Regions from separate parts of the Homo sapiens genome. Here region 2 is linked to region 1. A link is a contact called in ENCODE Hi-C or POLR2A ChIA-PET data. All regions are on one chromosome and are shown on one strand. The core of a region is the stretch at or near the end of the contact, and the rest is flanking DNA. Distances in the headings are between cores, read along the strand shown.

What was found. Hi-C counts contacts between places; a loop is a spot of excess contacts on that map. ChIA-PET counts read pairs that join two places held with the same protein, here RNA polymerase II (POLR2A). Pooled maps may share reads with other maps.
Region 2: a loop to region 1 is called in a map with no recorded cell type, with 7 times the contacts of the local background. The contact joins the enhancer-like site here to the promoter of LGALS8-AS1 in region 1. A Hi-C loop is called at or near these places in 11 of 37 single-sample maps with no recorded cell type and 5 of 50 pooled maps. POLR2A ChIA-PET finds 5 or more read pairs at or near these places in 2 of 52 experiments (H1 and Panc1).

What each region holds. Positions count from the first base shown.
Region 1 is chr1:236,523,150-236,527,004 of GRCh38, forward strand. LGALS8-AS1 (LGALS8 antisense RNA 1) reads right to left here and starts at 1,359. Exons shown (of 1, transcript NR_034040.1): 1 at 1-1,359. It overlaps LGALS8 (galectin 8), which reads left to right and starts at 833. Exons shown (of 10, transcript NM_201544.4): 1 at 833-912; 2 at 2,819-2,966. The coding sequence starts at 2,922. RefSeq lists a silencer at 1,126-1,175.
Region 2 is chr1:236,158,266-236,162,304 of GRCh38, forward strand. All of the region lies in intron 1 of GPR137B (G protein-coupled receptor 137B), which reads left to right. Among named protein-coding and RNA genes, the nearest start is that of GPR137B, 18 kb to the left of the region's middle. RefSeq lists a silencer at 306-355 and enhancers at 1,321-1,370, 1,471-1,920, 2,011-2,060. Within about 2 kb of position 1,951, at least 5 of the 41 ENCODE cell types and tissues checked have a DNase peak (open chromatin) inside an H3K27ac peak, as active enhancers do.

The DNA.
Region 1 (3,855 bases), core at 109-2,608:
GTCAGTGTAGGGCCCTGAGAAGTCGGGTATTTAAGAGCATCTAATAGGCACAGAATTGTGCTCCATACTGCTTAAACTGTTCCCTAAGTGTCCAATTTGGAGAAAACACCCACACGCAGGATAACTGGCGAGTGACGCGGAGTGGCTGCGAGTCCAAGTTATCACTAACGGATGGGGAGCTTGGGCTGGGCACAGTCCAGCGTACTGAACCCTTCCCCCACCGTTTCACCTGCATACAGAGGTGTGTACTGTCAAAAAGCAGCGCCTCCAAGTCTCTTCTGGCACTGTCTGGACTTGGATCCGAGGCAGACGAGGAAGCTGAGAAAACCCTGGCGTTGACCCCGTGGACCTGGGCGCCCCGGGAAGGCCAGCGCTTGGTCCAGGCAGGCGGGGCCTGTGCGGTGACCACCCTGGTCCTGAAAAGTCCCAGCCCCGAGCGCCCTCCCTCCTAGACCTGGAGGCCTGGAACAGCCAGGTGGACGTCGGCCCACCTTTCTTTTCTTTCCTTCCCATTTTCCTACCACCTCCCACCCCACTCCGCCTTCCGGGCAAAGGCAGCCAGATCCACCCAGGACACATTCTTTGTCCTTATCCCTCTGTGCTCGTCCCACAGCAAGCCAGTCGCGGTCCAAGGCTCCAGAGGCTGTGCAGGAGGCCGAGCTGGGTGGCGATCAGCGGCGGGTCCCTGTCCAAAACCCAGCAGAGCCGCCAGGGACGCCCCAGACACAGAAGGCGGGGCGCGGGGAGGGTGGGGAGACCACAGCAGTGAGGCGCGCGAGCCGGGAAGTGAACGAGGACTGACTCCTGTCGCTTCCCGTAGCCGCCCACGGACGCCAGAGCCGGGAACCCTGACGGCACTTAGCTGCTGACAAACAACCTGCTCCGTGGAGCGCCTGAAACACCAGTCTTTGGGTGAGTCGCGCGACCCCCGGCCTCGGGTGGCGGGGCAGTCGCTAGAGGCGTGGCTGCTCTGAGGGTCTCGCCAGTGGAGGATGGCATTCGGATGTCACGGCTCCTAAATCACCATTTGATGGGTGGGACAGTGTCCAGTCCACCCCGACCCGCCGGTCCTCACCGCGGCAGAGCCGGGGCTGGGTGGCGGGGACGCTGCCTCTGCAGGCGAGGCGCTCCGGGGCATAAGGGATTATCAGGAGTCGCGGCCTTTCTTGGACATCCCTGGCTGGGGTCAGGCTGTTTGCCCTGGGGTGTCTCCTCGCTGCAAACCCACCCCACCTGGGCTGCTTTCTCACCTGTTCCCTCCTAGCCTGAGGCCGAGCGCCACCTCCAAGTGGAGGAATCTGGGGAAGTTTCCTTCCCGGAATTTGTAGTGACAGTGGAGTGACCTCCATTGCGTTCCCTGCCTCTAACACGCTCTTTAGGATGCCGAGTCATTTGACTGCAGTGTTAAACATTGCAAAGCGCAAGTCATGTGACTTCCTTTGACCGTACGTGAAACTTAAGTGATGGCTGCTTGTGATGCATACGAAGTGTTCATGCTGGCGGGACCTGTCCCTGGGGATACTTCGGGGGTTGCGTGATTTAATGCAAGCAGATGGCTTAAATTGGGTCACTGGCTTGTTATTATACATGTGTATGGCAACTCGGCATCCATTCTTTTTGCTCTTGTTCTTACTTCCTGAATTGAGTCACGGAGCCAGAGTTTTGAGGTTTTGACTAACGAATTAAGTTAATGACATGGGGCTATATTTAGGTGGTAAACCAAGAGGGATACAGTTTTTTTTCTTAATAAAGAAAAAGTGATAGATTTGATCGGTGTGTATTGTTGGTGTGCAGTATAATGACAGAATTGCTGGAAGTAAAATACAGGAAGCTCTGGTTTCATTTCCCCTTTAGTTCTGCTTAAAGTCGAGTTTTTCCTGGAGCTATTAAATGTAGTGTAGTGTCCATGAGTGCTTTTATCTTAAAAAATGTGGCTGATGCTTTCCAACACTCCCCTGCCCTGTGATTATTATTTTTTTAAGCAACAGAGAAAACCGTATCTTAATAGTATTAAAAGTATTGGATTTTTCCCTACTTTGATTTGTTTAAATTGGAGGAGGAAGAGCAATTCTTTCTATTCACAATAATAATAGCTAACATAGCGCTTACTCTTTCGCTGTTTTATTAACTCAATCCTCAGAACAAACCAATGATGTGAATACTGTAATTCTCATTTTATGGAAATGAAAATCTAAATGAATACCTCTGGTAATTGTACGGGACTGTTTGATTAGTATTTACCATTAATTAATTAAATTTTTTTTTTTTTTTGAGATGGAGTCTCGTTCTGTTGCCCAGGCTGGAGTGCAGTGGCACAATCTCGGCTCACTTCAACCTCCGTCTCCCAGGTTCAAGCAATTCTCCTGTCTCAGCCTCCTGAGTAGCTGGGACTACAGGTGCATGCCACTACGTCTGGCTAATTTTTGTATTTTTAGTAGGGATGGGATTTCACCATATTGGTCAGGCTGGTCTCTAACTCCTGAACCTCAGGTGATCCACCCGCCTTGGCCTCCCAAAGTGCTGGGATTACAGGTGTGAGCCACCATGCCTGGCCTATTTTAGTATTTTTAATAATAAATTCCATGTTAGAAATTTTCTACTGATGTATTTTTTAAGTCAATATTTCCTACACTCACAATCCAAAATTATTTAGTATATGAGCACACTGGTAAGAATGGGAGGCAGATCGTTGATTGTAATAATATTCTATTATTTGGTAAATATCAGTAACATAATATATAATTTAAATTTTAAAATAGGATATGAAGAAAAATGCTACATGCTTACTTTTCTTTTCCTCTATTTTTACTTTACACAGGGCCAGTGCCTCAGTTTCAATCCAGGTAACCTTTAAATGAAACTTGCCTAAAATCTTAGGTCATACACAGAAGAGACTCCAATCGACAAGAAGCTGGAAAAGAATGATGTTGTCCTTAAACAACCTACAGAATATCATCTATAACCCGGTAACTGATTTCTATAAGATAACTTTTTACCTATGCCAGGACAGATCCAATAGAATATTAATTATCCATTGGGAGACAGGGCAAGAATAAAAGCCAGTGAACATATTTAAAGCACCTACTATGTAATAGAGATGGTGGTGGGTGCTGATTACAAAACAGCTCTTGTCCTCTAGTGGAGGAAGAAGTCACAATGATAATATGACGTGATGAAACAGTGTTATGAACAGGGAACGTCTGGGTAGAGTGGAGGGAATGCCAACTTTTGGTGATGGGAGGAGGCTCAGCTAATCATAAATTGTAGTTTTTAAAGGAAAATGGATTTCTTACTCTACAAGTTTTTCATTTTCTTTTTTAATTAGAGCTGTCCATGAGAAGTTAATGTCTCGATCTTTCCCTCAGCCTTTCAAATACTGCTTGGCCCTTGAGCAGGGAAAATGTCAAAAGCCAATGGGGAGATGGAGAGTGTGAAGTAGTAAGGGTCTCGTGCAGTTCAGGCAGGTCCTAGAATCCCTGAATGACTGTAATTGCTGGAAATTGCCCTGTAATCCTGAGCAGTAAAGAGCTTGTTTTAGTTTTATGTGGTGGTGAGAATCTTTAGGAATGTCTAGTTTCCACGTATCTGAAGCTGAATCCTGAATCGAGGTCTGAAAAAGGACAGCCACTTTTTTAGTAAACCGCCTAGAAGATTCTTGGGCAAAAGGAAGGGTGAGAATCCTTAAAATGAGGCCCTAAACCAGTTTTGTTAGTGTGTGTGGGTTCAAGTTTTTGTCATTTACTTTATAGCTGTATTTCCTTTTTCCCTAAGTTTTAATGTCATTGTGTAAGAATGAGGTATCGCTGCTGTATCAAGCAAAGTCAGTTTTAGGAGAAATAGCCTTTCAGTGGTAGT
Region 2 (4,039 bases), core at 701-3,200, 360 kb before region 1:
AATACAAAGATTTGCCGGGTGTGGTTGCACGTGCCTATAATCCCAGCTACTCGGGAGGCTGAGGCACGAGAATCGCTTGAACCCGGGAGACAAGGTTGCAGTGAGCCGAGATGGCACCACTGCGCTCCAGCCTAGGCAACAAAAGTGAAACTCTGTCTCAGAAACAAACAAACAAAACATAGCTGGAGCAAACGTGGCAAAGTATTAAGGATGGAGTGCTGGGTGCATGAGTATTTGCTGTTATTTCTTTGTATATACATAAATTATTTTATAATATAAAGTTTCAACCTGCCATGCATTTGTAACATTTTCAGATGAATTTGCATACATACGTTTTGAACCAGCGTGTGTGATAGAGACTGGTTTCTTTAGTCAGGAGTCTGTGCTTGGTGCACTAAGAGTTTCAGTCCCCCTCAGTTACTGCGAGGGTCTCCTCAGGAGTCTCAGCCCACAGGCAGCTAGGATCAGGATGCACCCCCTTTTAAGGATAGGGGGATTATGAAGTGTCCAGAGAGTGGTGGCACAGAAGTGGAGACACTAGGGTGTCCAGATGTGGGTCCTGGCTTAGGGGAGAGGATTTATAAAGTAAAATGGCTGCAGAGATTCTGAATCAAGCGCAGGTTGGAAGCATAGTGCTTTGTTGGTACATCAGAGACACTGCCTCCAGGGACATCAGAGGTGACTTCTGTTGAGTTCTGCTGACTGCACAGGAGACACTGTCATACCCACAAAGAATAGCAGGGGACATTTCTGCCAGAAACACCACTAAGACATTAGTAAAAATGATTGTAACCCAGCTACTCAGGAGGCCGAGATGGGAGGATCACTTGAGTCTAGGAGTTCAAGACCAGCCTGGGCAATGTAGGGAGACATCATCTCTAAAAAATAAGACAAATTAGCCAGGCATTTGGGCTGCACCTGTACATAGTCTCAGCTACTCAGGAAGTTAAGGCAGGAGGATTCCTGGAGCCCAGGAAGATGGAGGCTGCAATGAGCTATGATGGCACCACTGCACTCCAGCCTGGGTGACAGCAAGACCCCGCCTCTTAAAAACAAACAAACAAACAGAAAGATTGTAAGACAGCAAATGTCAACTTGAGTTAGTAGTTGAAAAAATAGGCTTGGCGGGGTGGCTCATGCCTGTAATCCCAGCACTTTGGGAGGCCGAGGCAGGCGGATCACGAGATCAGGAGTTCAAGACCAGCCTGATCAACATTGTGAAACCCCGTCTCTTTTTGTATTTGTAGAAATACAAAAATGAGCCAGGCATGGTGGCGGGTGCTTGTAATCCCAGCTACTCGGGAGGCTGAGGCAGGAGAATCACTTGAACCTGGGAGGCAGAGGTTGCAGGAAAAAAAAAAAGAAAAGAAAAAAAATAGGCAAGCGGGAGTTCAAAGGGTGGGAACAAATCAGTGACGCGTGAACAGACTGATTTATGAGGGCAGGGGGCAGAGTCCAGCAGCTGCTCAAAGGCCTTTATGCTTCTGTCGAAACAAGTACGTCACATGCAGAGCTCTAGGCCTTCCTGTGTCATCCGAAAGGATGGGGTGAAGGCCTGGGTTACCAAGGGGGCACAAGTCGCCCACAGGTCCGGGATGAGGAGGCCTTGGCCCACTGTGGGAGCGGGTGGTGCGGAAAGCCCATGAGGGCTCTCGAACATTCCCCAGCGCCTGACAGCGGCCAGCTGGGGACATCTCCCAGCCGTGGCTCAGCCTTCAACAAGTCAAAAAGCCAGCATCACCCACAGCGTCATCCCCAGATCTATTCTAGGTTCTGAGGTTCTAGGTGGGACTTTCAAAAGCAGAAGAAACGATGCTAAAACCGAAAGGAATTTGCCATTAGGGAGAAATGCTTTATTTTCACCAGATGACAAACTTCAGGGTTTCTGATCAAAGTTGCTGCAATTTCTTCTTTCTCCTTCAGGCCTGATTCTGCTCCCCTCCCCTGTCCTCCCATCCTTCTTGCCACAACGGGGGAAGCCCTGAAAAACCCCGGTGTTTTCATAGGCTGTGTGGAGCCCAAGGAAGGGGAGGGAAAGGAAGTGGGGCTCATTTACCACCATTCAGTTCCTGATCGGGTTCCCCAAGAAGCAGCTGGGACTCTCCAACCCAACCTCACTTCCCCGGGGTCCCTGTCATTAGGCAGATGGCACTCCCATGGCTGTCCCTGCCATGTTCCCTCAGACCCCTCCTTGCTGCCTCAGTTTCTCAGCCCTCCACCCTTCCCTGCCTCCTGCCTCTCCCTGTCTGCCCTTCTCGGGACCCAGGCTCCTTCTGTCTGTCCACAAGCATGCTCAGGTCTCCCCATCTTAAAAACAAGGTCTGGACCCCCTGAATAACCTCTTTCTTGCATTTCACAAACATGCGCTTTTGGAAAGCAGTTTATGCTCTTGAATTGACTCACTGCTCCCACTTCCTCCTGCTGCCATCCAGGGTCTGCCTGTTCCCCCTCCAGCCTCCCCGTCAGTCGAGCCTGCCCTTGGCCAGGCCCTGTGGCAGCTTAAGGTGAAGTGGTCCAGCCTGTCAGCCGCACTGGACACCCTGACTGTCTCCTGCCCGGGGCCTCTCTCCCCTGCAGTCTTTGAGGCCTTGACCACTGAGGGGACTGCTCTTTGACCTCCTCCCTACTCTTAGTTTTTTTTTTGTCTTTTTGTTTTTTTTTAAATAACAGCTTTATTGAGGTATAATTCACATTTTCTGTGCTGTCCCCATCTCGAAGTGTACCACATTCAGAGTTGCGCAGTGACCCCACAGTCCACTGTAGACCTTTTCCATCCCAGAAGGAACCCCGTGCCTCTTAGTGGTCACCCTCCAATTCCCCGCCACGCCCTCCAGGCCCAGGCATCATGAATCTGTGTTGGGCCTCTGATTTGCCTTCATTTTCACCTTCTCTGTCAACCCATGGTCTGCAGCCTTTGCTCTGCTCTGTATCCCAGGGACCTCTCTCACAGCACAGGTCTGCATTTCAGCTGTGCCAATGCTCCCCCGAAGCTCTCCGCACCCTTACCCTGGACAGCGGCCTCTTCCTGGCTGGTCCACACCCCAGCCCGACCTTCTGCTGCCCTCCCCAGCTCCGGGCTCCTGCAGCACCTTCTCTCCTCACCCCCTCCCTCACTGCTCCTAAGTCCACATGCAGGTTCACACCTCCTCATGCTTCCCACGCCTCCATGCACTTTTCACACCTCCACACATCACATCTCCTCACACCTCCACACACACTTCACACCTCCTCACGCCTCCCACTCACACCTTCTCACGCCTCCCACATCTCCACACGCTTTTCACACCTCCTGTTATGGTTTGGCTGCATCCCCATGCAAATCTCAACTTGAATTGTATCTCCCAGAATTTCCAAGTGTTGTGGGAGGGACCCACAGGGAGGTAATTGAATCATGGGGGCTGGTCTTTCCCATGCTATTCTTGTGATGGTGAATAAGTCTCACAAGATCTGATGGGTTTATCAGGGGTTTCTGCTTTTGCTTCCTCCTCATTTTTTTTCTCTTGCCGCCGCCATGTAAGAAATGCCTTTTGCCTCCTGCCATGACTCTGAGGCCTCCCCAGCCATGTGGAATTGTTAAGTCCAATTAAACCTCTTTTTCTTCCTAGTCTCGGGTATGTCTTTATCAGCAGTGTGAAAATGGACTAATACAGTAAATTAGTACCAGGAGTGGGGTGTTGCTGAAAAGATACCCAAAAATGTGAAGCAACTTTGGAACTGGGTAACAGACAGAGATTACAACAGTTGGAGGGCTCAGAAGAAGACAGGAAAATGTGGGAAAGTTTGGAACTTTCTAGAGACTTATTGAATGGCTTTGCCCAAAATGCTGATAGTGATATGGTCAATAAAATCCAGGCTGAGGTGGTCTCAGATAGAGATGAGGAACTTTTTGGGAACTGGAGCAAAGGTGACTCTGGTTATGTTTTAGCAAAGAGATTGGTGGCATTTTACCCTTGCCCTAGAGATTTGTGGAACACTGAACTTCAGAGAGATGATTTAGGGTATCTGGCAGAAGAAATTTCTGAGCAGCAAAGCATTTAGA